3 separate regions of the Homo sapiens genome follow, and regions 1 and 3 are each linked to region 2. A link is an interaction called in ENCODE POLR2A ChIA-PET data of the cell type or tissue named here. Cell type or tissue: GM12878. All regions are shown on one strand. Links, peaks and the distances in the headings refer to the core of each region. The heading gives the core; the rest is flanking DNA.

What was found. ChIA-PET counts read pairs that join two places held together with the same protein. Peaks named below come from ENCODE experiments on the same cell type or tissue, not always from the same donor. Only the 100,000 strongest peaks of a DNase experiment are listed, where the experiment ranks them.
Region 1: POLR2A ChIA-PET joins it to region 2 with 5 read pairs; 3 of 35 experiments call an interaction of 5 or more read pairs at or near these places.
Region 3: POLR2A ChIA-PET joins it to region 2 with 6 read pairs; 2 of 35 experiments call an interaction of 5 or more read pairs at or near these places.

The regions. Positions count from the first base shown.
Region 1 is chr22:42,028,383-42,038,644 of GRCh38, reverse strand. WBP2NL (WBP2 N-terminal like) reads right to left here. Exons shown (of 6, transcript NM_152613.3): 6 at 10,170-10,262. Among named protein-coding and RNA genes, the nearest start is that of WBP2NL, 35 kb to the right of the region's middle. In GM12878, for the core only: no CTCF peak of the experiment used is centred there; a DNase peak (open chromatin) is centred at 7,224; H3K4me3 peaks cover 892 bases; H3K27ac peaks cover 2,774 bases.
Region 2 is chr22:42,413,946-42,424,207 of GRCh38, reverse strand. The region is part of intron 1 of NFAM1 (NFAT activating protein with ITAM motif 1); the gene reads left to right. Among named protein-coding and RNA genes, the nearest start is that of NFAM1, 13 kb to the left of the region's middle. RefSeq lists an enhancer at 4,706-4,825. In GM12878, for the core only: no CTCF peak of the experiment used is centred there; DNase peaks (open chromatin) are centred at 4,437 and 4,557; H3K4me3 peaks cover 969 bases; H3K27ac peaks cover 1,433 bases.
Region 3 is chr22:42,091,925-42,102,186 of GRCh38, reverse strand. NDUFA6-DT (NDUFA6 divergent transcript) reads right to left here. Exons shown (of 5, transcript NR_034118.2): 3 at 9,955-10,068. Among named protein-coding and RNA genes, the nearest start is that of NDUFA6-DT, 6.1 kb to the right of the region's middle. In GM12878, for the core only: no CTCF peak of the experiment used is centred there; no DNase peak of the experiment used is centred there.

The DNA.
Region 1 (10,262 bases), core at 5,145-10,144, 390 kb after region 2:
GGCAACAGAGCGAGACTTGGTCTCAAACAAAAAAAAAATCCAACAAAGAAATGCCCAAGACCGGATGGTTTCATATGCTAATTCTACCAAATATTCAAAGAACACTAGGCCTTCTTAAACTCTTCCAAAAATTAAAAAAGAGAATGCACTCCCAAACTCATTTTATAAAGTCAGCATCACCCTGATTCCAAAGCTAAAGATAACATAAGAAAATTACCAGGCAATATCCCTGATGAACATAAATGCAAAAATCGTTAATAAAACACTAGCAAACCAAATTCAACAGCACATTAAAATGATTATACAACATGATAGAGTGGGATTTATCCATAGGATACAAGGTCAGTTAACATATGAAAATCAACCAATGTAGTAAATCACAATAAGAGGAAGGAAACACAAAAAACAGATGATCACATCAGTAGACCTAGAAAAAGCATTTGACAAAAGTCAACATCCTTTCATGATAAAGACTCAACAAAACAAGTATGGAAGAAATTTACCTCAATGCAATAAAGGTCACTTATGAAATGCCCACAACTAACATCACACTCAATGGTGAAAGACTGAAAGCTTTTCTTTCCTCTAAGATACAGAACAAGGAAAGGATGCTCACTCTTATCACTGTTAATCAACATAGTACTGGAAGTCATAGCCAGGGCAATCAGGCAAGAAAAACAGAGGCTTCCAAGTCAGAAAGGAAAAAGTAAGATTATTTTTGCATGCCATGACCATATACATAAAAAGCTCAAAAGACTACAAACACACACACACACACACACACACACACACACTCTCACTCTCTCTCTCTCTCCCCGCACCTCCCCCCGAAACTGGTAGAACTAATGAATGAATTCCGTAGTTTCAGGACACAAAATCAACATATAAAACTCCATAGCATCTCTATATACCAAAGATGAACTATCTGAAAGGGAAATTAAGAATGCAACCTCATTTACTTTAGCAACAAAAATTTTAAAATACTTAGGAATTTACGGGACTCAGCAAAATAACTGACACAAATAAATGGAATAAAAACACAAATAAGTGGAAAGACATCTCATGTTCACAGATTGGAAGAATTAATATCGTCTAAGTGTCCATACTACCTAAAGCAATCTACAGATTCAATGCAATCCCTATCAAAATCCCAATTGCACTTTTTATAAAAATAGAAAAAAAAAATCCTAAAATTCATATGGAACTACAAAAAACCCTGAATAGCCAAAGCAATTTTGAACGAGAACAAAAAGCTGGAGACATCACACTTCCTGACTACAAATTATCTATCTTACAAAGCTATCACCAAAATAGTATGGTGCTGGCATAAAAACAGACACAGACAAAATGGAACAGAACAGAGAACCCAGAAATAAACTCACATATTAATGAACAACTTACTTTGACAAGGGTGCTAAGAACACACAATCGGGAAAGGATAATCTGTTCAATAAACAGTACTGGAAAAACTGGGTATCTACACACACACACACACACACACACACACACACACACAAATGAAATCTGACCCCATCTCATACTACACAACAATCAACTCAAATAGACAAAAGGCTCAAATGTAAAACTTGAAACTGCAAAATTCCTCGAAGAAAACATTGGGAAAACCTTGACATTGGTCTTGTAATAATTTTCTCAATATGACACCAAAAGCACAGGCAATGAAAGAAAAAATAGACAAGTGGGATTACATCAAACTAAAAAGCTTCTGCAGAGCAGAAGAAATAATCCAAAAAATGAAAAGGCAACCTACAGAATGGGAAAATAATGTTTGGAAACTATATAGCTGATAAGGGATTAATATCCAAAATATATAAGGAACTCATACAACTCAATGCTAAAAATACAAATAACTGGATTAAAAAATGGGCCAAGAACCAAAATAGACACTTCTCAAAAAAGGAAATTCAGATGGCCAATAAGCATATGAAAATGTGTTCAACATTTGTAATCATCAGGTAAATGCAGATCAAAACCATAATGAGATATCACTTCACACCTTTTAGGCTATTATCAAAAAGATAAAAGATAACAAATGTTGTCAAGGATGTGGAGAAAAGAGAACCCTTGTACACTGCTGTTAGGAATATACATTCATACAGCCATTATGGAAAAAGTATGAAGGTTCCCAAAAAATTAAAAATAGAACACATGGCCGGGCACGGTGGCTCACGCCCGTAATCCCAGCACTTTGGGAGGCCGAGGCGGGGAGATCACAAGGCCAAGAGATCAAGACCATCCTGGCTAACATGCTGAAACCCCATCTCTACTAAAAGTAAAAAAAATTAGCCGGGCATGGTGGCAGATGCCTGTGGTCCCAGCTGCTCGGGAGGCTGAGGCAGGAGAATGGTGTGAACCCAGGAGGCAGAGCTTGCAGTGAGCCCAGATCACGCCACTGCACTCCAACCTGGGCGACAGAGCGAGACTTGGTCTCAAAGAAAAAAAAAAATAGAACATATGATCAAACAATCCTATAGGATAGTAAAGGGATATCTGTACTCCCATTGTTCACTGTAGCATTTTGCACGACAGTCAAGATATGGAAACAACCTAAATGTCCTTCAGTGATGAACAGATAAAGAAAATGTGATTATACACACATACAAAACAGACTATTATTCAGCCTTTAAAAAAGAAAATCCTGCCATTTGTAACAAAATGAATGAAGCTGGAGGAAGTTATGTTAAACAAAATAGGCAAGACACAGAAAGAGAAATACTGCATGATCTCCCTTTTATGTAGAATCTAAAATAGTCAAACTATAGAAACAGAAAGTAGGATGGTGGTTGCCAGGGGCTGGGAAGAGGGGGAAATGGAGGATGTTGGTCAAAGGGTATAAAAATGGTAACTATATACAGGTAATAGATATGTTAATTAGTTGGAATGTGATGGTCATTTCACAATGTTTCACAAAAACATTCAGTTGTATACATTAAATATATATAATTTTTGTATGTCATAAATATTAAATTATTGCAAAATAATTTAAGAGACAAAAAAGTGATTCACCAACTGTGTTTAATAGCTACATATTAATGATGGCAGCAGCAGGCCATCTGGAGCAGCTGCTGCCATCACGCTGGCTGCAGCAACTAGGCATGGCCAGGGCTGCATGCTCCATGGAGAAGGCAAAAGCCAGGGACAAGCGCGAGACCCGCCCCTTCCAAGTTGGGGTGAGAGCTTCCTGGATGCTGCTGCAGCCGCCCAAGCCGTGGCTGCAGACCCAGGCATCCCTGTGCTCTCAGGGCCCAGAGGGGCAGGTGGGAGCTCCACCCTCCCAGGCACAGCTCCAGCTGCCCAAACCGTGGCTGCAGACCCAGGCATCCTTGCACTCTTGGGGGCCCAGGAAGGCCCCCCTTGTTGCGGGAAGTCAGGGACCCCAAACGGAGGGACCGGCTGAAGTCATGACAGAAGAATGTGGATTGTGAAGATTTTATGGACATTTATTAGTTCCCCAAATTAATACTTTTGTAATTTCTTATGCCTGTCTTTACTGCAGTCTCTAAACATAAATTGTAAAGATTTAATGGACACTTATCACTTCCCCAGTAAATATCCTTGTGATTTCCTATGCCTGTCTTTGCTTTAATCTCTTAATCCTGTCAGCTGAGAAGGATGTGTATCGTCTCAGGACCCTGTAATAATTGCGTTAACTACACAAATTGTACAGCATATGTGTTTGAGCAATATGAAATGTGGGCACCCTGAAAAAAGAACAGGATAACAGCAATTGTTCAGGGAATAAGAGAGATAACCTTAAACTCTGACCACCGGTGAGCCGGGCAGAACAGAGCCATATTTCTCTTCTTTCAAAAGCAAATGGGAGAAATATCACTGAATTCCTTTCTCAGCATGGAAAGTCCCTGAGAAAGAGAATGCGCACCTAGGGGTAGGTCTCTGAACTGGCCCCCCCGGGGCGTACCTGTCTCTTATGGTCGAGATTGCAGAGGTGAAATAAACTCCAGTCTCCCATAGCGCTCCCAGGCTTATTAGGAAGAGGAAATTCCCGCCTAATAAACTTTGGTCAGACCGGGTGATCTCAAAACCCTGTCTCCTGATAAGATGTTATCAATGACAATGGTGCCTGAAACTTCATTAGCAATGTGATCTCACCCTGCCTCCACTTGCCTTGTGATATTCTATTACCCTGTTAAGTACTTGATGTCTGTCACCCACACCTATTCGCACACTCCCTCCCCTTTTGAAAATCCCTAATAAAAACTTGCTGGTTTTTGTGGCTTGTGGGGCATCACAGATCCTACCAACGTGTGATGTCTCCCCCGGATGCCCAGCTTTAAAATTTCTCTCTTTTGTACTCTGTCCTTTTATTTCTCAAGTCAGCCGACGCTTAGGAAAATAGAAAAGAACCTACGTGATTATTGGGGCAGGTCCCCCGATACCCCCTTGCCCTTGCAGGCATGGAAATGCCTGTTCCTACTGCCTAGCTTCTCCCTGCCTTCTCTGATCTCAGAGCAAAGTTGGGCAGTGCTGACACACCAGCCCCCTGCCGCCCTGGCCCCCTCCAGATTTTGGGCACAATGAGCATAGAAGGAAACTGAGGGGAGCTGAGGGCAGCTTGGCTTGGCACCTACAGCCTGGGTACCATCAACGGAAGGAGGCAGACAGGTTCCTGGGTAGAAGGGGATGGGTCCCTGGTGACGTCACACCTTCAGGCCAGGGAGGGCTTGAAAGCTGGGGGCCAGGATGCCAGTCCCATGGACTGGAGTGAGAACTTGTGATGGCTTTTCTGGGCCTGCCCATGGCCACATATGGACCAATCGATATGTACTTCTTCCCCTCTGAGGCCCATAAAATCCCTGGGCTCAGCCAGAGCTAAGCAGATGTTGGGACGACCAGCTGCAGAGAGGAGCTACCCATTCCAGGACCCCTCTCTGTTGAGAGCAGCAGACATCAGCACAATGAGCTGCAGTGAAGAGCTACCCACTCCAGGGCCTCCTCTCTGCTGAGAGCCACAGAGATGACAGGAAGACCTGCCTGCAGATAGGAGCTACCCACTCCAAGGCCTCCTCTGAGCTATTGTCACTCAATAGCTCCTGTTTGTCTTGCTCACCCTCCACTTGTCTGTGTACCTCATTCTCATTGCTCACCCTCTACTTGTCTGTGCACCTCATTGAAGAACTTTGGACCCACTAAATGAGGCTAAAAGACCTGTAACACAAACAGGGTTGAGACATGCCCCTTGCTCAACATGTTGTGGGCAAAGAGAAGAAAAGAAGAGCTGCAGCCCTTTGGGAAGCCCAGACCTGGGAGCTCTCCAAGCCAGGGCTGTGACTCCCTCTTTGGGGCCCTATGGTTCCTGGCATCTCCAAGCTTCTGGGCACCACCTTTTCCCTGGTGCCAGCTGTGGAAGCTGCTTGGAGTGCGACTGGTCCAGCTGCAGCCTCGTGGAGAGCTGGTGCCCATGCTGGTACCTGGAGCTGACCACCCCACTGCAGCAGCTGGCACATCTGACTGAAAAATAGCCAGACCCCACACTTCCCCACACACCCCTTGTCACTCCATGCAATCTCCCTTGGCAGGCATGGGATCCAGGCCAGTAGCATGAGCCAAGTGCAGCCTGTCAGGCCGGGTGGGTGGAATGAGCCCAGTGGGCCCAAGCAATACTTGGGCAGAGGTGCCACTTGTCCACAGAGGTTTCTGGCCAGAAAAGTGACACCCCAAAGATACCATAATATTAATAATTAATACCCTGTTTTATTATTTATAATAAATTCTAATTACTAAAAATTACAAGTTTCTTATATTGGCTACTAAATCATACATCTAAACTAATCAAACTGCTGGTCACATCTGTATAGACCCTTTCCCTTTGACAGAACCCCTTCTTTCTAATCCATTTAGGAAGCTTCAAAGAAAGTTTATTCTCTAGCAGTCCATGGTTGTCTGCCCCACCCTCTTCAGGCTCCAGAAGACTCTCAAGGCAAAGGCCAGGAAGAATATCATACGTTTCACTTCCTACCTGACAATGAGGTAATCTGTGTAACAGAATAAATTTTTACATTATTAATTTGAATTGGGCTTCTACATTTTATATATATACATACATGATTTTCAAGCAAGCAACCAAGTGCTAGGCAAGGAAAGCCAAGTCAACATGAAGGCAAAGGCTTTCTATTACCTTTTGGGTAAACCCAAATCCTGAGATTTGGATTAGGATAGATGCTTAAGAGATAGAGGTGATGCAGACCAACAGCACAGCTGAGAGGGCAGAATCTGGAAGTTTAAGGAATTGTCAGACTCTCAAGGATAAGGAGGCCTTTGGGGTCCTACTCCCCAGTTCTAAGGAGCAATATGGTACACAGAGTTGGATCTCTGACACCCTGGTTCTAAGCCCTACCTAAGATTCTGGGGTCCCAAGGCAACAAGCTTTTAGACTTGACGGGACTGCCAGGACTGGATAGTGGCTGTTTCAGAAGCAGTCTGATGACCAGAAGAAACTTCTCAGCATCTTGGTGCCAAATAAAATCTGGATACCTTTGCATAATCTTAGGATTTGTGAGAAGCCCACCAACAAAGCAGATGGTGGTGGGGATCTTGGTAACAGAAATAAATTTACAGAAAACAAAGACATGCAATATTTCTTGAACATATTAATCTATGGATTGAAAAATCGGCCAGGCACAGGCCGATGCCTGTAATCCCAGCACTTTGGGAGGCCGAGGCGGGTGGATCACTTGAGGTCAGGAGTTCGAAACCAGCCTGGCCAACATGGTGAAACCCTGTCTCCACTAAAAACACAAAAATTAGCCGAGCATGGTGGCAGGCACCTGTCATCCAAGCTATTCAGGAGGCTGAAGCAGGAGAATCGCTTAAACCTGTGGGGCAAAGGTTGCAGTGAGCCGAGATCGCGCCACTGCACTCCAGCCTGGGGGACAGAGCCAGATTCTATCTTGAAAAAAAAAAAAACAAAAAGAGGAAAATCACACCAACTATATGTTTTTGTCCTGATATCTCAGGGTAGCTGAGCCAGGAAGGTTCTGCTCCAGCAGGCTGGGGAGCATCCACTTACCCATGAAAAGGAGTATTTGGAGGCTCATTTTAGGGGCCAATACCAGATAGTCCAGGACTAAAAGGTCTTCTTATTTCTATCCCTTTATATTTCTAATAGGAAATGAAAGAGTAGACAACAGAGTATAGTTTCTGTATTGCAGCTGGGGAAGAGACAGGAAGAGCGGAATCCACCAGCACAGTGAGTGAGTCAGAAAGAAAGTACTCAAAACGTCAGTGAGGAGCTGAGGAACTCAGCACATGAGTGCTCTCAGCATGCAGAAGGCTCAGCTGAATTCTGACTGGATTTGTCCTCAGCAAAGCAAAAACCAGGGTCCTTTGAATATACAGGACACAAAGCTCTTCTTATAGAACAAATTGGACTGAGCCTTTGGGGGAAACAACTGTACCAGACAGTGGGAGCTAACTAACAGTAGGTGTGCCACGCAGCACCACGTGGGTCCAAACTGTGGCTCCACTTGGTTCTATCCTTACACAGTCACAGCCTTTGGTTGTACTGGGGCAGTTTGGTGGACCAGGTAAACAGGTACCCTTTGCACAGGAGAACATGGTGGAATTCCACCTTTAAGAAACTCGAACCTGCTACGCTTTTCAGGTAACTGGACCCCACCTCAAATCTACCTGGTACAAGTATAACTAACATGAAGAGCAGAAGAGAAGTCTAGTTTGTATTCTTTTAGAATTCTAATCCCCAAATATTTGCCAGAGATCAGTTACTCGGAAAACTTTCTGATATAAAAAAGGCCTCACCCATTCACCCTGTTCTCAACTTACCATCACATTCCAGCAGACACTGAAAAGCTGAACAAGGGAAACCTTATCCCTGCTCTAGTTGGTTGAGTCTCTCCTCTCTTCCTCTCATCACTGTTGCCCACGTACTGTAGTTTGGAAGTAAGAAAAGAAGAAACTTAAAATATCTCGTTATTTTCCTCCAAAAATTTTAGGGATAAAAGCGCCAGATCCTATGACCCATGTTTAAGATCCAATATTGCCTGGATTCCCTGTTTGGAAACTTTAGAGAGGTTTACAGCCACACTTTCCCTTTTCACTTCTTCCCTTCATGCCAGTTGCCTGGGCAAAGTGGCTGTCCCTGTGTTTTGACATTCCAGCTTCCTAGACCCATAACTCTATCCCAGTAATTTCTGAGAGGAAGCAGCAGCTACTTTCTATATATTTTATCTTCAAGATGTCCCACCCTGCTTTCTGTAAATTGGATATAAAGCTCTTTTATTTGGAATGGAAGGAAGAATGGTCTTTTGACTTGTCTTCATTTTTGGAAAGAGCTTTAAGGTCTAGCATACTCCAGATACCTGAAGTCCATTCTAATTCTAATATCCCATAATTCCAGAAAGTGTTTCTCAGTTTCTTCCACTGAACAAAATGTTTACTGAATATTCTAAAATCAAATAATTTTGAAAAAACTGTAAATTTTGAAAATCTCTCCTTCTTGGAGATTATGTCCATTAGTATAGTCAAGGCTCTAAGAAGTAGTAAAGAAACCAGTTTTCTTGTCTTTTTCAATTATATTTAACCCAGTTACTCCATTTCACATAAAACCCATTAATATCTACCTGACTTCCTTAAGAAAGGCTGTCCTTGAGAACATGGGAGCATCTGGTTTCCTAATTTTCACAATGCAGATCAATCAATGACTCTAAGCTGTGTTAAGGAAAGCATTTAAAACTTTTAAAAAGCTCCATATACAAAGAAGTTAATCATGAAGTTGTAATAACAAAAACCTGGAAACAATTCAAATACCTTAAAAGAGGGACTGAGAAAATACGTTATGGTGTAACTGTGTCACAGAATATTATGTGGTCACTAACAATATTTACAAGCATTTCTTCAAAACCTATGAAAATGTAAAATATCTGGTGAAACATTATATAGCATGATTTCAACTACATATAAGAAATATGCATAGAAGGCCAGGCGCAGTGGCTCATGCCTGTAATCCCAGCACTTCAGGAGGCTGAGACAGGAGGATTGCTTGAGGCCAGGAGTTCAAGACCAGCATGGCCAACATGGCCAGACCCCATCTCTATAAAAATAAAAAAAATTAGCTGGGCATGGTTTTACCTGCCTGTAATCCCAGCTACTCAGGAGGTTGAGGCACGAGAATTGCCTGAACCTGGGAGGTGGAGGTTGCAGTGAGCCAAGATTGTGCCACTGCACTCCAGCCTGGGTGATAAAGCAAGACTCTGTCTCAAAAAAAAAAATGCATAGAAAATATATTGATTTAAATGTCTTCTGGGTCAAGTGCACACCACAACACCTGGCTTTTTTTTTTTTTTTTTTTTTTTCCTAGACACAGGGTCTCGCTATATTGCCCAAGCTGGTCTTGAACTGGCCTCAAGTGATTCTCCCACCTTATCCTATCAAAGTGCAAAGTGCTGGGATTACAGGCATGTGCCACCACACCTGGCTACTAATGTATTTTTAAGGCCTCCCTTTTAGGTGGCTTGATGAGCCTACAATAAGATAAGGAAAGGCCAATGAAATTAAGAACTTTGCCTGCCTTGCCAGAGTGGGAGAATGGTGAGCTCTGAAGGGGCTGAAAGCCTTGAAACAGTCTAGAATAGTGGTCCTCAGCAGGGATGGTACTGCCCCCCAGGGAGCAATTAGGAAATAAGTGGGAGCATTTTTGGTTATCCCAATTGGAGGCCATTATTGGCACTTAATGGGTGAGGAGTCGAAGATGCAAGACATCCTGAAACGTACAGGGCAGTACCTTAATTGTCCTATGTCTCCTGACTTTCAAATGGCTCTCCAGCCAGTGATGTAGGTGAAGCATGTTTATAATCATTTGAGCCTACAGCCTAACTCTGTTTTATATGACTTTAATATATACAGAAATTTTCAGGAATTCAACCACTGTGTAAATCAAGGGAAGACTAAACTTTGTTTTATTTGGAAAATTTTCAAAGGTTGTTCACCATTTTGGAGAACAATATTGCCAATAGCAATGGTATTCAAGTCACCAAAGCAACATATTCATATCAGTTAGCACTTCTAATCTTTATACCTATGCTGACTATGTATATGGGAGTGAACCCTTGATTACTTCAGTATGTCTTCTAGTGTGGTAGAATCTGAGCATTTATATATTAAAACACTTAAAATTTTACTACAAACTCCTTTTATTTCCTCTATCACATTTATGGCCTATTAATTTTGGTTGAAATGGTGTGGAATCATATGCAATTATCTACAAA
Region 2 (10,262 bases), core at 2,308-7,307:
TCCTGACGTTGTGATCCGCCCGCCTTGGCCTCCCAAAGTGCTGGGATTACAGGCATGAGCCACCGCGCCCAGCCATGTGTTTGTTTTTTTTTAAAGAGATGGGGTCTCAGCCAGTGTGATGGCTCACATCTGTAATCCCAGCACTTTGGGAGGCCGAGTCAGGCAGATCACTGCCTCAGTGAACAGGAGTTTGAGACCAGCATGGTGAGGTCATGAGGTCAGGAGTTTGAGACTGGCCAACATGGTGAGGTCATGAGGTCAGGAGTTCAAGACCAGCCTGGCCAACCTGGTGAAACCCTCCCTCTACTAAAATACAAAAACTAGCTGGGTGTGGTGGCACATGCCTGTAATCCCAGCAACTCAGGAGGCTGAGGCAGGAGAATCTCTTGAACCTGGGAGGCAGAGATTGCAGTGAGCTGAGATCATGCCACTGCACTCCAGCCTGGGCAACAAGGTGAGACTCCATCTCAAAAAAAAAAAAAGAAAAGAGGGATGGGGTTTCATACTGTCACCCAGGCTGGACTGAGGTGATACAGTCATGGCTCACTGCAGCCTCAAACTCCTGGACTCAAGTGGTCCTCCCACCTCAGCTTCCAGAGTAGCTGGAACTGCAGGCACTGCTACCTTGCCCAGCTAATTTTATTTATTTATTTATTTCAGAAATGGGGTCTTGCTATGTTGCCCAGACTGGCCTTGAATTCCTGAGGTCAAGTAATCCTCCCACCTTGGCCTCCGAAAATGCTGGGCATTTTTAGAATTTCTACAGTGAACATGTTTCACTCTGTTACTGGGAGGTGGTAGGGGTACCTAAAGAATTCTAATTTAAAAACCAAATAATGACCCACACTCCAAGAGTTGCCTTCCCAGGAACCCCTTGCCCCTCCCAGGCTGAGATGGGCCCCCCTGTCTGGACTCCTGCAGCCCACAGTCTTTCCTTTCTCCCACCTCTTTCTGTCTCCATCTGTCAGCTCCCTTCCTGGTGGCAGGGCCTGGCCCTCCTTGGTGAGACTTTGGGTGAACAAACACTCCCTGCTGAAGGAGGCACTCTCTGGGGGGTCTGTTCCCCTCACTTCATTTCCTTTTTTTTTTTTTTTTGAGATGGAGTCTTGCTCTGTCGCCTAGCCTGGAGTGCAGTGGCGAGATCTTGGCTCACTGCAATCTCTGCCTCGCAGGTTCAAGTGATTCTCATGCCTCAGCCTCCCAAGTAGCTGGGATTACAGGCGCCCGCCACCACGCACAGCTAATGTTTGTATTTTTAGTAGAGACAGGGTTTCACCATCTTGACCACGCTGGTCTCAAACTCTTGACCTCGTGATCCACCCGCCTCGGCCTCCCAAAGTGCTAGGATTACAGGCGTGAGCCACCACGCCCAGCCTGTTCCCCTCACTTCATTTTGCCCACTCCAATTCAGAGACAAGAAGCAGACCCAACCTCACCCTTTTGGCCCTATTGCCACCTTCCACACCATCCTGATGCCCCTTTGAGGGTACAGGGGTGGCTATAAAAGGAGAGGCTGAGTCCCCTGATGACCCAGACCACACTCTCAAATGAGCTCCAAAGTTGGAGCGACTTGACCTTTTTTTGACCTTCTTTTTTTGTTTTTGTTTTGAGACAGAGTCTCACTCTGTCACCCAGGCTGGAGTGTAGTGGCGCGGTCTCGGCTCACCCTCCACCTCCCGGGTTCAAGCGATTCTCCTGCCCAGCCTCCTGAGTAGCTGGGGCTACAGGTGCGTGCCACCATGCCCAGCTAAATTTTGTATTTTTAGTAGAGATGGGGTTTCACCATGTTGGCCAGTCTGGTCTCGAACTACTGACCTCAGATGATCCGCCCGCCTCAGCTTCCCAAAGTGCTGGGATTACAGGCGTGAGCACCTGCGCCCGGCCTTGACTTTCAAAACAGGCAAAAAGGAGGCAACTGCTGTAAAGACACTGATTGACCCTTGTGAGGCTTATTCCCGATTCAAACCTTGGACGTTCTGCACTTGGTTTGTGTCCCCGAGCGGCCACCGTACACCCTGGTTCGGGGGTCTAGAGGCATGAAAATGAGCCATGGATGGGCTGTGGAAATGGCCACGTCTTGAGGCATCTTTGTAATTTGGAGGTGTTGAAAGATGTGACAACCTGTCCGATGGCGCCATTCCAAAGGCAACGGTGCTAAAAGCTCCGAAATAGTCTCTGTTCAAAGGTTGTCTTCCAAGTCCTGCAAAATGCCCCTCCCTCACCAGCCACTTGGCCACACGCTTTTGCATTTGATGCCTGTGTCCTGCCCGCTTGCTCATCTGTGGCATCCTGGGATTTGTGCTCAGGCACATGGCTGGGGCTCTGAGAGCCCCGATCGCAGCCTTTCAGATGGGCCTTTAAAAAGGCACAGCTCTGAGAGATGCCAGAATTAAATTGGAGGGCAAACCCCATGCCTAAAATAAAGACTGTGGGAACTGCTTTCTTCTGTACCTGGGGAATCAAAGTGTTTTCCTTTAAAATCGACCTAACTTGGGATGGATACCTTTGATCAGCGTTGTCTGGGTCCTCACGCCCTTGACTGACAACGCGCGCTTGATGCCATAGAAGGGATTGAGTTCCATGCAGTGGGGAGCCGGGACCAAAGCCCTGGCCCATGACTTGGTGGTGGGAGGAGCCTCAGCAGCTGGAGCAGAGTGTGAGGGACGGGGGAGATTGTGGGTGGCAGATTCTGGGGGTGAGAGGAAGCCACAGAAGCATTTTCTTCTTTTCTTCTCTTTTTCTTTTCTTTTTTTTTTTTTTTTGAGACAGAGTTTCACTCTTACTGCCCAGGCTGGAGTGCAATGATGCGATCTCGGCTCACCGCAACCTCTGCCTCCCAGGTTCCTGCCTCAGCCTCCCGAGTAGCTGGGATTACAGGTGCCCACCACCCCACCACACCTGGCTAATTTTTGTATTTTTAACAGAGACGGGGTTTCACCATGTTGGCCAGGCTGGTCTCAAACTCCTGACCTCAGGAGATCCACCCACCTCACGCTCCCAGAGTGCTGGGATTACAGGCGTGAGCCACTGCGCCTAGCCCATGGGAGCATTTTCAATAAGAGCATACCAAGTTTTCCACGGTGCATTCCTTTCCCAAAATGTCCGCCCCTGCTGCAGAACAGGGATGCCATCTGGCCCTCTGCAGCACTGGCTTTGTCACAGGGCCAGCCTGTAGAGGGCTCGGGGGTCACTCCTGTTTTGGGAGCCACAGGCTGTGCTTGAGCTGAGGTGACAATAACAGTCCCCCAGTGCTGCAGGGCCATTTCTGACTACCATTGTCCCCAGGCCCCTACCTATTGCTGGCCCTGTCTACCTATTAGATGACCCAAGTTTAAGGAAACAGCCTCTGAATTTTTGACTCCCTTTAAAGAAGTATATTTCTTTCCTTTGAGAATGTTTTCTTTTCTTGCTTTGAGGAGTTTGTTTGTTTGTTTGTTTGTGACAGAGTCTCGCTCTGTCACACAGGCTGGAGTGCAGTGGCGTGCGTGATCTCGGCTCACTGCAACCTCTGCCTTCTGGGTTCAAGCGATTCTCTTGCCTCAGCCTCCCGAGTAGCTGGGATCACAGGCGCCTGCCACCATACCCGGCTAATTTTTGTATTTTTAGTAGAGACAGTGTTTCACCGTGTTGGCCAGGCTGGTCTTGAACTCCTGACCTCTAGTGATCCACCTGCCTTGGCCTCCCAAAGTGCTGGGATTACAGGCGTGACCCACTGCACCCAGCCTGTTTGTTTTTTGAGAGAGGGTCTCTCTTTGTCACCCAGGCTGGAGTGCAGTGGCATGATCATAATTCATTGCAGCTTCGAACTCCCAGGCTCAGGTGATCCTCCTGCCTCAGCCTCCTGAGTAGCTAGGACTACAGGCATGCCATCATGCCTGGCTAATTTATTTATTTATTGAGTAGAGATGGGGTCTCACTATATTCTGCAGGCTGATCTTAAAGTCCTGAGCTCAAGAAATCACCCAAGTTCAGGAGTTCGAGACTAGCCTGGCCAACATGGTGAAACCCCACCTCTACTAAAAATACAAAATTAGCCAGGCGAGGTGGCGCATGCCTGTAATCCTAGCAACTTGGGAAGCTGAGGCAGGAGAATTGCTTGAACCGGGGAGGTGGAGGTTGTAGTGAGCCGAGATCGTGCCATTTCACTCGAGCCTGGGTACAAGAGCAAAATTCTGCCTCAGAAAAAAAAAAAAAAAAAAAAAAAAAAAAAAAAAAAACCAAGAGTGGGATTACAGACTCAAAGGGACCCAGCTTAAAATCCCATGTCTACCACTGCAATTTGGGCAAACCTCTTGCCTTCTCTGAGCCTCAGTTTTGTCATCTGCAAAAGGTGAAACCAAACCCAGGGGACATTGGCTCTTCTGATCACATGGCTTAACAGTGACGCCTGAGAGTCTGTGCTGTGCGGGGCAGCCAGACACCCAGGAGTGGCTCAGGGAGGAAGTGAGCATGTCCTGGAGACAGAGGGGGACCCCAAAGCCCAGGAGAGGAAGGAATGGGTAGGACATTCCGCACAGCCGGAACAGCACGGGCGAAGGCGCCGGAGTGTGGCAGGCTGACGTCTACGCAGGAGTGGGCGAGTGAGGGCCAGAGAGCAGCTGAGCGGGGCTGTGCAGGTCCTGGGAGGCAAGAACTGGATCCTCCAAGCCAGGGACTTTCCATTTTTCTTAGCAGTGGCCCAAAGTTAAGAGATGCATGTTTTAGCGTGACCCTGTCTGAACCCAATTGTATGAATATAACTGAAACTAGAAGGTCGCAAACAGTGCCCTTACTACGCATGAAATGCTTCATGTTCTATTTTTTTTAATTGCTTGTCTTGACCCCGTAAATTGATTTCAGACTCCTTCCTGGGTCTCCTCCAGCAGGGAGCCCCTGCCGGTTCAGGCAGGGCAGGAGCAGGATGAGTTTGTGGATCGCTGGGGACTCAGAGCCACAGAGACAGCCCTGGTTGGGCAGGAGAGGGGACTGGATGGGAGCTGTTGAGTTGGAGGGATGGGGGCGTTGTGCAGGTGGTGGGCAGGTCTGATCCTGAACATCAGTGATCCACAGGAAAGCTGCCAGGTGGGCACACAAACACGTGGGGGCACACCCCGCCAGGGACTCACTCGGCATGTGGTCCCCGCGCCAGGTGTGGGAGGATAGCAACTCCGCCCAGCTCTCAAACTCCAAGTTCAAGCAGCCACAGATTCATAAGAAGAACCGGAAAAGGAAGGACTCAGGCACCCGTGGGCGGTTGACAAACTCTTTCCCAACAAGGGTGGGAGAAGAGCAGCTGGAGGCTGAAGGCAGAGGGCTGTTCATGCCCCCAGCCCTGCACACACCACACCCCTGAGGGGCCTTCAGCCAGGCCAGGCCAGCGCCCGGGACAGGGACAGTGCCCAAGTCTGGGTCAGGGAAAGACCCCTGGGGGTCCTTCTGTGCCTGGACCATCAGGGCCTATGTGCCCTGCACTGAGGGCATGTCATTTAACCCGGCAGAAGGGTATAGGGCTGGCATTTGCCTTTTAAAAAAAAAAAAAACAGAGATAGCTCTTGTCACCCAGGCTGGAGTGTAGCAGTGCGATCTCGGCTCACTGCAATCTCCGCCTCCTGGGTTCAAGCGATTCTCTTGCCTTACCCTCCCAAGTATCTGAGACTATAGGCTTGTGCCACTACACCCAGATACTTTTTTGTATTTTTAGTATAGAAGGGGTTTCACCATGTTGGCCAGGCTGGTCTTGAACTTCTGACCTCATGTGATCTGCCTGCCTCGGCCTCCCAAAGTGCTGGGGTTAATAGGCATGAGCCACCACACCCAGCTGGGATTTGCCTTTGTAGATCCCCAAGGAGGACTCCCTGTCTCATTCTTGTCCCTGGGGAAAGGCAGCCTGGCCCGTGGCAAGTAGCTGGGTTCCAGGTCCCAATTAATCCCACCACAACCCCTTAAGGCTGGCATTGTTGCTCCCCCTGTGTTGTGGGGAGACACTGAGGTCAGAGAAGTAAAGCCAGCTGCCCAAGTTGCACAGCCTTGAAGTGGCAGAGCCAGGAGCCGCATCCAGGCCTGTTGCCTCCAGAACCTGGGCTTTTCCCAAACGCCCCCGCTCATCGCCCCTATTTCTGGCCAGGCCCAAGGCTTCCTCACAGTGTGGGAGGGACTTCCCTGGAGCTGCAGAGAAGTGAGGGATGGAGGGTGTGTCACCCCCCAAAACACAGTCTCCTGTAAAGCAGGGTGGGCAGACTAAGCAGGGATCCACGGCGCTGCCCAGATGAGATGTCTGCGCTTGCAGTTCTGTGGGGGTGGGGAGGCACAGGAGAGGAGTTGAAGACTCAAAACAAACAGCCAAGCCCGGGGACGGGGCGGGGGCCCTCCCAGACACCGTGTGGCAACCCTGCCTCTGATGGCCCTGCTGCCCTCCTGCTCCACCCCTCCTCCCCCATGGTCCTCACTATGGGTGCCCTCTCCCCTCTCCCTGCACCATCCTATCCACATTCAGCAGGTTCAAGAAGCTCCTGTTCAGAAAACTCCCCCTGGGCCAAACTCCCTGCCCCTGCAGCAGGGCAGGCCAGGCAGGAGAGTTCAGGTCCTCACCAGCCCCTCCTCACTCTCTGCCCCAACTCTGCCCTCCCTGAGCCTCAGGGGTGCTCCTTGCAGCCACCTCCAGGCCCCGCTCTCCACAGGGCAAATCTCAAATCCTCCTAAACTCTCTAAGTGGAAGGGAAGTTCTCAAATCCGTTCCCTGCACAGAAAACACCTGGGGCTCCTTGAGACGTTTCCTCCCTGCGCCCCAGGACCTGTTCCAGCTCTGCCTGCCCCAGATCCCATGGGACCTGGAGAATAACCAGAAAAGCAGCTGGGAGCAGCTCCTGGGCCCTCTAGGCCCCTTGGTGCTGGGGGATTTCTCCTGGCAAAACTCAGCTCCTCTGGTCACTCTAAGTCAAAGTTCTATGGTCACCGAAAGTCACAAATGCGTCCCAGTTCTTCACATCTCTAACCCTGTGTAACAGACAAAACTTCAAACTCTAAAGCTGAAGTGGTTCCCCAGGCCACCTGAAGCCTGTGTGAGGGTGAGGGGCGAGGTGCCTCTTCTCTTTCCCACCCAGACCCCTTCCTTGTCCGTCCCCACCGGTCAACCTGGGTGGAGGCAGAAAAGACCTGCCTTGTCAGGTGCGGGGGAGGCTGGCCCTGGGCTCTGCGTGCTTGCGGTGTTGCGTGGAGTCCGTTGGGGCCCCCACGGAAGTGGGGGATTGCTAACTGGAATTCTGTGGCTCTCACTCCCTCCTCAGCCCCCGGCGTCTGGTATCCACCCTGGTCTTCCTCTCCAGGCCGTGGGCCCCTCTAGGCAGCTGCATGAGCCAGTCTAGAAGGACACTCAGCCAGCTCACTGCCCCGGACCACGTTATCCCATGGGGACATACTGCCTTTGCCAGAAAAGGGACAAAGCATGATGCAGCCACACCACGCCCTGGCATGAGATAGATAGCGGCCGAGTGCCCTCACTCAGGGAATACTGCTCAAGTTCAGCCAGGGTCCCGCTAAAGCCCCTCTCAGCCTGGGGTGAGAAGCAGGCACCCCCGGGGCAGGCCGGATGCCCTGCAGCTCTCCCCAGCCCCCTCTACACCCACCTTCTGTGACCCCGTGGTCTCCATGTGATCCTGGAGCCAAGTAGCCACTTGTTGGCCATCTGGTGGTGAAAATTTGTGAGGCCCACCAGGGTTCTGACAAACCTCTTATTAGCATCTGATGGCTACTGTGCCCAGTGCCAATGTGAGCACCCCCTGCCATATCTGATGACAGCTTCCCAGCCTGGGTGCTGGCTCTTCTTCCTCAACACAGCCAGACCAACTGGGGTCCGAAGCCTGGCCCCACCACTCATGATCTCTGTGGTTTTGGGCCTTTAAGATCCTCTGCTTTTTGGTTTTGGTTTTGAGATGGGATTTCACTATGTGCTCAGGCTGGTCTCAAACTCCTGGGCTCAAGCGATCCTCCTGCTTCGACTTCCTGAGTAGCTGGAACTACAGGCGTGTGCCACCACTCCTAGCTAGACCCGCTCCAGAACGCGGTTGCAATAGTTGCCGCCTAGGATCGTCGTGGTGTTTAATTGACATAGGACCTGTGTCACACCAAGCCAGGATACAATTCCTGTAATTTTTCTTTTCCTTCTGTCTGTGGGTTCCTACTTCTGGGTCATGGACACCCTCTAGACCCCCGGGCCACAAACCCTGCACCCCAACCTCATCCCAGGCAAACTCAATGCTCCCCATACCAGCCCTTCTGCCTCAGGCTCTTTCTGCTCCTTCCCTTTTGGACTGGGGATGTTGCCACGGCAGGGAGCCCCTCCTGGTCTGGGACAGGGCCTGTGACCTAACTGGTACCCCTTCAATGTTTGTGGGAGGCACAAACAAATGACAGCTGAAAAGAATTTGTGGACTTGGAAATGACCGTGAAACCTATCAGCACTGTGCCTTCACGGGGGACCGCTTCTAGTTGGCAGCCAACTAGGGCCTAGACCTCTACAGCCTACACCCCTGAAGGGGCCTCTGGGAGGCACGGGTCCAGGAGATGGGGTGGGAGCTGGGCAGTTGCAGGATTCCAGCTCTGGGGTGCTGATGCCCCATTGAAAGGAAGGTGCAGGCCGGGCGCGGTGGCTCACGCCTGTAATCCCAGCACTTTGGGAGGCCGAGGTGGGCAGATCACGAGGTCAGGAGATTGAGACCATTCTGGCTAACACGGTGAAACCCCGTCTCTACTAAAAATACAAAAAATTAGCCAGGCATGGTGGCGGGTGCCTGTGGTCCCAGCTGCTCGGAAGGCTGAGGCAGGAGAATGGCGTGAACCCAGGAGGTAGAGTTTGCAGTGAGCTGAGATCGCGCCATCGCACTCCAGCCTGGGCGACAGAGCGAGACTCCATCTCAAAAAAAAAAAAAAAAAAAAAAAGAAAGAAAGAAAGAAAGGAAGGTGTAGGTGCAGGGGAGGTGGTGAGCTACATTCGCAGGCCAGAACCCAGAGGTCTTGGCTGTAACTGCGGACCTCCTCTCCTCCCCCGGGTTTTTTGGCCTGACGTCTCCAGACTGGACGTTGTTATTGACTGAGCTCGTCAGAGACGGCTTCCTCTCTTTACTTTTTGGACACAGCAGTTTCATCAGAGGTCTGAGGTTCTCGTTTCGAAGCCTCTCCTCGCTGTGGCTGATCTAAGCCAGAGCAGTGCATTGTCATGAGCCTAACTCGGTGACCTTAAAGAAATGAATCCCAAAAGAATATAGAACAACGGACGTCTGTTTTTATAGATTTCCCTGGAATTGTAAAGATCGGCTTAATTGCAGTAGCAGAGTTCATCATTTTCTAGAAGGATACCTCAGACAGGGAGAATTTTTAAAGAAATTGGTCTGAAGTCTTCCTGCCCAGGACAAGCAGGAAGGTTTCATGGTGCTGACAGTGTATCTGCCCTCCCCCTGGAGTGGCCTCTTAGATACACTGTGAGGAGGAGCAGGAGGCCCCGGGTGAGGATATGGAGGTCACAGGTCGAGGGGGCCACAGGGTAGGTACACAGAGGGGGCAGTGGCCTGTGAGTGCTGTGCAGGGCTGCTGGGCAGGGTCGGTGGTGATGTCATTTGTGGTTCACTCTACCCCTCTTGTCTCTAAAAAAAAATTTTTTTAATTTAAAAAAAAAAAAATTTGATGCCCAGGCTGGCCTTGAACTCCTGGCTTCAAGAGGTCCTTCTGCTTTGGCTCCTGAGTAGCTGGGATTACAGACACGCGCCACCATCCCAGCCCACCTGGGTCCCTGGGGGACAATATAACAGCCCCCATCTCTATATGCCTACCCTGCCCCTGTCCCATCTCGGATAAGTCCGTGCCCTGAAGCAAGGCTCTTAGTTTTATGACAAAATGAATGTAATGTTATCATTAAACAGCAGCAATCCTGCAGTAGAGTCCGGAGATACAAAGTCCAGGGTAAAATCCCCCCTGCTCCGTCCACCAGAGGGGAGCCCTGGAGGGGGCCCGGGTGCCAGCTCCCTGGAATGACATTTCACAAGCGAGTGTCGTTATGTCAATTACAAGTCGAACCCACTGTGACTGCCGACATGTGAGTCGATTCCCTGGAACTGTGAGTGCCTTTAGTTCTTTGAGGGAGGGTGTGTCTCTCTTTTTCTTTCTTTCTTCTTTTTGTTTTTTTTGAGACGAAGTCTTGCTCTGTCATTCAGGCTGGAGTGCAGTGGCGCGATCTTGGCTCACTGCAACCTCCACCTCCCAGATTCAAGCGATTTTCCTGCCTCAGCCTCCTG
Region 3 (10,262 bases), core at 3,002-8,001, 320 kb after region 2:
ACACCTGGAATCCCAGCACTTTGGGAGGCTGAGACGGGCGGATTACGAGGTCAGGAGATCAAGACCATCCTGGCTAACATGGTGAAACCCCGTCTCTACTAAAAATACAAAAAAATTAGCCGGGTGTGGTGGTGGGCACCTGTAGTCCCAGCTACTCGGGAGGCTGAGGCAGGAGAATGGCATCAATCCAGGAGGCGGAGCTTGCAGTGAGATGAGAGCTGAGATCACGCCACTGCACTCCAGGCTGGGCAGACAGAGCGAGACTCTGTCTCAAAAAAAAAAAAAAAATCAGTCCAACAGGAAAATATCACAATCCTAAATACATATGCACCTTAATGGGCCAGGCACAGTGGCTCACACCTGTAATCCCAGCACTTTGGGAGGCTGAGGCAGGCGGATCACTTGAGTTCAGGAGTTCGAGTCCAGCCTGACCAACACGATGAAACCCCATCTCTACTAAAAATACAAAATTTAGCTGGGCATGGTGGCAAGCACCTGTACTGCCAGCTACTCGGGAGGCTCAGGCAGGGAAATCACTTGAACCCAGGAGGCAGAGGTTGCAGTGAGCCAAGATCACGCCACTGCACTCTAGCCTGGGCAACAGACCAAGACTCCATCTCAAAAACAAACAAACAACAAAAAAAAAACAGGTAAAGATGATACAGATTAACATCCTCATAAACACAGATGCAAATATTAACAAAATCTTATCACATTGAAAATAATATGTAAATATATACAACATTATCTATAGCATTTACTCCCAGGAATGCAAGGTTGGTTCAACATTCAAAAACCAATAAATGAAATTAACCATATTAACAGACAGAAAAAGAAAAATTCCATGATTATATCAATAGATGCATAAAATATATTTCACAAAATCAACATCTGAACCTCAAAGAAAAGAAAATTCCCAGCAAACGAGGAATTCATGGAAACATTTTCAATCCGATGAGGGGTATCTACGAAAAACCTACAGCTAGCAACATACTCAATGGTAAAATACTAAATGCTTTGTTCCTAAGTTCAGAAATGTCTTTATTTATTTATTTATTTATTTATTTATTTATTTTGAGACAGACTTTCACTCTTGTCACCCAGGCTGTAGTGTAAGGGCACAATCTTGGCTCACTGCAACCTCCGCCTCCCAGGTTTAAGTGATTCTCCTACCTCAGCCACCTGAATAGCTAGGATTACAGGTGCCTGCCGCCACGCCCAGCTAATTTTTGTATTTCTAGTAGAAACGGGGTTTCACCATGTTGGCCAGGCTGGTCTCAAATTCCTGATCTCAGGTGATCCACCCACCTTGGCCTCCCAAAGTATTGGCATTACAGACATGAGCCACCACAGCTGGCCAGGAATGTCTTAATTTAAGGCAAAAAAAGTCTGCCCTCATTGCTTTTTTTTTTGAGGCAGAGTCTCGTTCTGTCACCTAGGCTGGAGTGCAATGGCATGATCTCAGCTCACTGCAACCTCTGCCTCTCAGGTTCAAGCGATTCTCCTGCCTCAGCCTCCCAAGTAGCTGGAATTATAGGTGTGCACCATCACGCCAAGCTAAATTTTGTATTTTTAGTAGAGATGGGGTTTCACCATGTTGGCCAGGCTGGTCTCGAACTCCTGACCTCAGGTGATCCGCCTGCCTCGGCCTCCCAAAGTGCTGGGATTACATGCATGAGCCACCGCACCCGGTCTACCCTCATCACTTCTGTATGATATTGTGCTAGAAGCTCTAGCCAGTGAACAAGTCAAAAAAGAGAAGTAAAAGGCAATCAGATTGGAAAGAAAGAAATAAAACTGTATTTTCAAATAACATGATTGTGTGTAAAATCCTGTGGGATCATCCAAAAAGCAACTACAGCTTAACAAGGCTGAAGGATGCAAGATCACTGTATTAAAATCAATTATATTGCTATATAATAGGAATAAACAATTGGGAATTAAAACTTCTTAAAAACCAGTTATAACAGCATCCAAAATATAAAATACATAGACAAAAAATATAACAAAAGCTACATGCAAAATCATACACTAATAACTACAAAACATTGCTGAGAGAAATTAAAGACGATGTAAATCAATGAAGAGCCATACCATGGTCATGAATCAGAAGACTCAACATTTTAAAGATGTCAGTTCCTCTCAAATTAATCTATAGATTCAGTGTAATCAATAAAAATTCCAGCAATTTTCTTGTTGAAATTGATTGCTTTTTCTAAAATTCATAGAGGAATGCAACTCAGGCCGGGCAAAGTGGCTCATGCCTGTAATCCCAGCACTTTGAGAGGCCAAGTCAGGTTGGTTGCTTGAGTCCAGGAGTTCGAGACAAGCCTGGGCAACGTGGTTAAACCCTGTCTCTACAAAAAGTACAAAAATTAGCTGGGTGTGGTGGTGCATGCCTGTAATTCCAGCTACCCGGGAGCCTGAGGCAGGAGAATCTTTTGAACCTGGGAGGCAGAGGTTGCAGTGCACCGAGATCGTGCCACTGCACTTCAGCCTGGGCGACAGAGTGAGACTCCATCTCAAAAAAAAAAAATACAGTTATGAACATGTTGAAAAAATAAAAAAGAGTCTCAGCATAGAAATAGGAGATATAAGGAAGAATCAGATAGAAATTTTAGAAATAGAAAATACAACAACGAAATAAAAAGCTCAGTGAATGGGCTCAAAAGTGGAAAAGAGGACAACACAAGCAGTTAACTGGAAGACAGGACAACAGAAATTACTCAATCTGAACAACAGAGAGAAAATGGACTGGAAAAAGTAAACAAGAAAGAAAAGAGAAAATAAAAGAGGCCGGTACAGTGGCTCATGCCTGTAACCCCAGCACTTTGGGAGGCTGAGGTGGGTGGATCATGAGGTCAGGAGATCGAGACCATCCCTGGCTAACACGGTGAAACCCCGTCTCTGCTAAAAATACAAAAACGAAATTAGCCGAGCATGGTGGTGGGCACCTGTAGTCCCAGCTACTCGGGAGGCTGAGGCGGGAGAATGGTGTGAACCCGGGAGGCAGAGCCAAGATCGCGCCACTGTACTCCAGCCTGGGCGACAGAGCGAGACTCCATCTCAACCAAAAAAAAAAAAAAAAAAAAAAAAAAAAAGAAGAAAAGAAAAGAAACAAATAATAAACACAACCTCAGGGCCTGTGAGACTGTTAATAAAAGATCAGAGTGGGGCATGATAGCTCATCCCTGTAATCCCAGCATTTTGGTAGACAGAGGCAGAAGGATTGCTTGAGCCCAGGAGTTTGGGGCCAGCCTGGACAACATAGGAGGGGGCCGGGCGTGGTGGCTCTCGCCTGTAATCCCAGCACTTTGGGAGGCCAAGGCAGGCGGATCATGAGGTCAAGAGATTGAGACCATCCTGGCCAACTTGGTAAAACCCCGTCTCTACCAAAAATTCAAAAATTAGCCAGGCATGGTGGCAGGCACCTGTAATCCCAGCTACTCAGGAGGTTGAGGCACGAGAATCACTGGAATCTGGGAGGCAGACATTGCAGTGAGCCAAGATCATGCCACTGCACTCCAGCCTGGTGAAAGAGCGAGACTCCGCCTCAAAAACAAAAAAATTGAGTGTGGTGGTGCACACCTGTGGTCCCAGCTACTCTGGGGACTGAAGTGGGAGGAACGCTTCGGCCTGGAAGGTCTAGGTTGCAGTGAGCCATGATTCTGCCACTGTACTCCAGCCTGGATAACAGAGCAAGACCCTGTCTCAAAAAAATACATTAATAAATAAATAATCAAATGAACAAATATTCAAAGAAAACTTTCCTACTTGGCAAAATGCATAAAACAATAGATTCAAGAAGCTGAGAGAATTCCAATTGGGATAAACCCAAAGAAGTTCACACCAAGATACATTATAGTCAAACTTCTGAAAACAAAACAAAAAAATTTTTTGAAAGCAGCCAGAGAAAAACAATATGTTACTTATATAGAAAAAATAATTTGAATGACAGCTTATTTCTCATCAGAGACAACAGAAACCAGAAAGAAGTGACACAACACTTTTCCATTGTTAAAAAAACTATCAACTCAGAATCCCATATCCAATGAAAATATCCTTCAAGAATGCTGGGGGAAATTGTAAAATTCTCAAAGGAAGGAAAACTAAAAGAATTTGTCACCAACTAATATGTGCCCAGTTGGTTTTTTACAAAGGTGCTGATGCAATTCAATGGAGGAAAAATGGCTTTTCAACAAATGGTTCTGGAGTAATCAGATATTCATAGGCAAGAAAATGAACCTTGAAATAAATCTTACATTATATACAAAAATTACAACAAGGTGCAGTGGCTCATGCCTATAATTCCAGCATGGCAGGTAGATCACTTGAAGTCAGGAGTTCAAGACCAGCCTGGCCAACGTGGTGAAACCCTGTCTCTACTAAAAATACAAAAATTAGCTGGGCGTGATGGTGCGCATCTATAATTCCAGCTACTTTGGAGGATGAGACACCAGAATCGCTTGAACCTGGGAGGCAGAGGTTGCAGTAAGCCAAGATCATGCCACTGCACTCCAGCCTGGGTGAGGGAATAAGACTGTCTCAAAGAAAAACAAAAACCAAAAAACAAAAACCAAACCAAACCATGGACTTAAATGTACATCATCAAACATTTAGGAGAAAATCTTCTGGACCTAGAGCTACACAAGGCATTTTTAGTCTTGACACTAAAAGCACAATCCATAACAGGAAAAATAATAAAATAGATTTCATCAAAATTAAGCACTTTTACTCTGTGAAAGACCCTGTTCAGAGGATGAAAAGGCATAGAGTGGGAGAAAATATTTGCAAACTACGTATCTGATAAAGGACTAGTATCTAGAATATATAAAGAACTCCCAAAACTCAAAAATAAATAATCTAAATAAAAATGTGCAAAAGACATGAAAAAGCACTTCAGTAAAGAGAATATACACATTGGAAATAAACTTGGGAAAGGATGTTCAATATCACTAGCCATTAAGGAAATGCAAACTAAAACTACAATGGGCTATCCCTGTACACTTATTCCAAATGGCTAAATGTAAACAGTTGCTACACCAAATGTAGAAGAGGATGTGGAGAAACTAGATCACTCATGAATTGCCAATGAGAATGTAAAATGATTCAGTTATTCTGGAAAACAATTTGGTAGTTTTTTTTTTTTTTCCCTGAGACGGAGTCTTGCTCTGTCACCCAGGCTGGAGTGCAGTGGTGTGATCTCGGCTCACTGCAACCTCTGCCTCCTGGGCATGGTGGCGTACGCCTATAATCCCAGCTACTTGGAAGGCTGAGGCAGGAGAATCGCTTGAACCCGGGAGGCGGAGGTTACAGTGAGCTGAGATCGTGCCATCGCACTCCAGCCTGGGTGACAGAGTGAGACTCCATATCAAAAAAAATAAAAATAAAAAAAGAGAGAGAGGAAAAAGAGGTTTAATTGATTCAGTTCTGCAGGCTGTGCAAGCATGGCTCCAGCATCTGCTCCTGGTGAGGGCCTCAGGAAGCTTCAAATCCCAGCAGAAGGAAAAGGGAGAGCAGGGATGTCACATGGTGACAGCAGGAACAAGAGAGCAAAGCGGGAGATGCCACACACCTTTAACAACCAGATTACAGATGAACTCACTCATCACCAAGGGGATGGTGCTAAGCCGTTCATGAGGGATCTGCCTCCATGATCCATTCACCTTCCACCAGGCTTCAACTCCAACACTGGGGATGACATTTTGACGAGATTTGGAAGGGACAAATATCCAAACCGTATCACCATATTTTGTGTTTTGTTTAGGTTTGTTTTTTTGTCACCCAGGCTGGAGTACAGTGGTAGGATCATAGTTTATGGTAGCCTCGAACTCCTGGCTTCAAGCAATCCTCCTACCTCAGCCCCTCGAGTAGCTGGGACTATAGACACGTACCACCATGCTTGGCTATTTTAAACAAATTTTTGTAGAGATGCTATCGGGCAAAATTCACCCCTGATATTTCACGTAGGTTCTTTTCTATTTTCCCTAAGTGTCGGCCGGTCTGAGAAATAAAGGGACAGAGTACAAAAGAGATAAATTTTAAAGCTGGGTGTCCGGGGGAGACGTCACATGTCAGCAGGTTCCGTGATGCCCCCTGAGCCATAAAACCAGCAAGTTTTTATTATCGATTTCAAAAGGGAAGAGAGTGTACGAATAGGGTGTGGGTCACAGAGATCACATGCTTCACAAGGTAATAAGATATCACAAGGTAAATGAAGGCAGGGCGAGTTCACAGGACCACAGGACCGGGGCGAAATTAAAATTGCTAATGAAGTTTTGGGCATGCATTGTCACTGATAACATCTTATCAGGAGACAGGGTTTGAGAGCAGACAACCGGTCTGACCAAAATTTATTAGGTGGGAATTTCCTCATCCTAATAAGCCTGGGAGCGCTACAGGAGACTGGGGCTTATTTCATCCCTACAGCTGTGACTGTAAAATACAGCCACCCCCCAAGTGGCCATTTCAGAGGCCTACCCTCAGGGACGCATTCTCTTTCTCAGGGGCGTTCCTTGCTGAGAAAAAGAATTCAGCGATATTTCTCCCATTTGCTTTTGAAAGAAGAGAAATATGGCTCTGTTCCGCCCGGCTCACTGGCAGTCAAGAGTTTAAGGTTATCTCTCTTGTTCCCTGAACGTTGCTGTTATCCTGTTCTTTTTTCAAGGTGCCCAGATTTCATATTATTCAAACACACATGCTCTACAAACAATTTGTGCAGTTAATGCAATCATCACAGGGTCCTGAGGCGACATACATCCTCCTCAGCTTACGAAGATGACGGGATTAAGAGATTAAAGACAGGAATAGGAAATCACAAGGCTATTGATTGGGGAAGTGATAAGTGTCCATGAAATCTTCACAATTTATGTTCAGAGACTGCAGTAAAGACAGGTGTAAGAAATTATAAAAGTATTAATTTGGGGAACTAACAAATGTCCGTGAAATCTTCACAATTTATGTTCTTCTGCCACGGCTTCAGCCGGTCCCTCCGTTCGGGGTTCCTGACTTCCCTCAACAGATGCAGTCTCACTATGTTGCCCAAGCTGTTCTCAAACTCCTGGCCTCAAGCAATCCTGACATTATAGGAATGAGCCACCATGCCTGGGTGACAGACCACCTTCTGTTTATCCACTTATCAACAGATAGCCATTTGGGTGTTTTTAGTTTTTGGCTATGGTGAATAATGCTGCTATGAACATTTGCATACAAGTCTTTGTGTGGAAAAAAATTTCTTCAGGGTAAATACCTAGGATTGGAATTGCTGGATCATATAGTAAGTCCACGTTTAACTTTTTTTTTTTTTTTTAAATACGGTCTCATTATTTTGCCTAGTCTGGTCTCAAACTCCTAAGCTCAAGCAATGCTTCTGCCTCGGCCTCTTACAAGTGAGTACCACCACTCCTGGCCATATTTAACTGTTTAAGAAACTGCCAGACTGTTTTCCCAAATGGCTACACCATTTTACATTCCCACCAGCAAAGTATAGAAAGTTCTAATTTCTCTATATCCTTGCCAACACTATCTTTTGTCTTTTTTTTTTTTTTTTTGAGATGGAGTCTTGCTCTGTCACCCAAGCTGGAGTGAAATGGCATGATCTGGGCTCACTGCAACCTCCACCTCCCGGGTCAAGCAATTCTCCTGCCTCAGCCTCCCTAGTAGCTGGGATTACAGGCATGCACTACCATGCCCAGCTAATTTTCCTATTTTTAGTAGAGAGGAGGTTTTACCACGTTGGCCAGGCTGGTCTCAAACTCCTGAACCCAAGTGATCTACTGGCCTTGGCCTCTCAAAATGCTGGGATTACAGGTGTGAGCCACCGTGACTGGCTGTGTCTGCCTTTTTCACTCTAGCCATTCTACTGGGTGAGAAATGGTATCTCACGAGGGTTTTGATTTTTATTTCCCTAATGGCTCATGATGTTGAATGTCTTTTCATGTACTTATTGGTCACCCGTATATCCTCTTTGGAGAAATGGTTATTCAAATACTTTACCCATTAAAATAAAAATTTCATCTTTAAGAGCAGTTTCGAGTTCACAGCAAAACTGAACAGAAAATACAGGGTTCCCCCACCCCACACACACTCATAGCCTCCCCCCACCAACAACATCAGGCACCAGAGGATATATTTGTTATAAGCAATGAAGCTACATTGACACACCAGTATCACCCATATCCCATAGTTTACATTAGGTTTCATTCTTGGTGTTGTACATCCTGTAGGGTTTGACAAATGTGTAATAACATGTATCCACCATTATAACATCCAGAGTAATTTCACTACCCTAAATATTCTCTGTGCACCACCTCTGTGCATTTCTCCCCACTCCCAGCCCCTGCCATCTTTTTTATTGTCTCCATAGTTTTGCCTTTTCCAGGATGTAATATAGTTGGAATCATACAGTATGTAGCTCTTTCAGATTGTCTTCTTTCACTTACTAATATGCATTTAAGGTTTCTCCATGCCTTTTCATGGCTTAATAGCTCATTTCTTTCTAGTGCTGAATATAGTCCATTGTCTGGATATACCAAGGTTTATTTATCCATTTACCTGCTAAAGGACATCTTGGTTGCTTTCAAGTTTTGGCAATTACAAATAAAGCTGCTGCTGGCCGGGAGCGGTGGCTCACGCCTGTAGTCCCAGAACTTTGGGAGGCCAAGGCGGGCAGATCACGAGGTCAGGAGATCGAGACCATCCTGGCTAACATGGTGAAACCCCGTCTCTACTTAAAATACAAAAAATTAGCTGGGCTTCGTGGCAGGCGCCTGTAGTCCCAGCTACTTGGAGGCTGAGGCAGGAGAATGGCGTGAACCCAGGAGGCAGAGCTTCCAGTGAGCCGAGATCGCGCCACTGCACTCCACCCTGGGTGACAGAGCGAGACTCCATCTCAAAAACAAAAACAAAAACAAAAGCTGCTGTAAACATCCATGTGCAGGTTTCTGTGTGGACATAAGTTTTCAGCTCATTTGGGTAAACACTAAGGAATGCAATGGCTGGATCTTCTGATGGGAGTATGTTTAGTTTTGTCAGAAAGCCAAACTGTCTTCCAAAGCTGCTGTACCATTTTGCGTTCCTACCAGTAAGGAGAGTTCCTGTTGCTTCACATCCTCACCAGCATTTGGTGTTGTCTCCCTTGCCCATTTCTAAACTTGGCTATTTGTCTTTTCATTACTGAGTTGTAAGAATTTTATGTATCCTAGATACAAGTCCCTTATGGAACATGTGATTTGCAAAAATTTTCTCCCAGTTTGTGGGTTGTTTAGAGGTCTTTTTTTTCTTTTCCTTTTGAGACAGGGTCTCACTCTGTCGCCCAGACTGGAGTCCAGCGGCGCAATCTTGGCTCACCGCAACCTCCACCTCGCGGGCTCAAGCGATCCTCCTGCCTCAGCCTCCCGAGTAGCTGAGATTACAGGTGCCCACCACCATGCCGGCTAATTTTTGTATTTTTAGTAGAGACGGGGGTTTCACCATGTTGGCCAGGCTGGTCTCGAACTCCTGACATCAGGTGATACACCTGCCTTGGCCTCCCAAAGTGTTGGGATTACAGGAGTGAGCCACTGCGCCCCATTTTTTTTTTGAATGTTGAACACAATGAATTTATCATGATAGTGGGTACTTCTGAAGGAGGCAGGGGTATACACAAGGTTAGAATCATACAGGTAGATATCATGGTATAGGTGCTGCGAGAGTCAGAAAACTGACTCTGGCACCAGCTGCCTGGGCTTCAACCCCAATGCTGTAAAGTAACTTAGTCTCTTTGTGCCTCAGTTTTCTCATCTATAAAATGAGTATATCAGCCGGGGGCAGTGGCTCACACCTGTAATCCCAGCACTTTGGGAGGCTGAGGTGGGTGGATCACCTGAAGTCAGGAGTTTGAGACCAGCCTGGCCAACATAGCAAAACCCCGTCTCTACTAAAATACAAGCATTAGCCATGCATGGTGGTGCGCACCTGTAATCCCAGCGATTCGGAAAGCTGAGGCAGGAGAATGGCTTGAACATGAGAGGCGGAGGTTGCAGTGAGCCGAGATTGCACCATTGCAGTCCAGCCTAGGTGAGTCTCACTCTGTCTCAAAAAAAAAAAAAAAAAAGGGTATATCAACACAATCTCACTGGTGTGTTGTGAAGCCTAGCCAAGTTAATGTACCTAGAGAACTAGAGAACAGTGGCTACTAAGGACATCTAAGGACACTTTATACAAACCTTAACTGTGTTACAACTTCTTAAGTCAGTACTGAGGTTCAAAAGCTTCCATTTTAT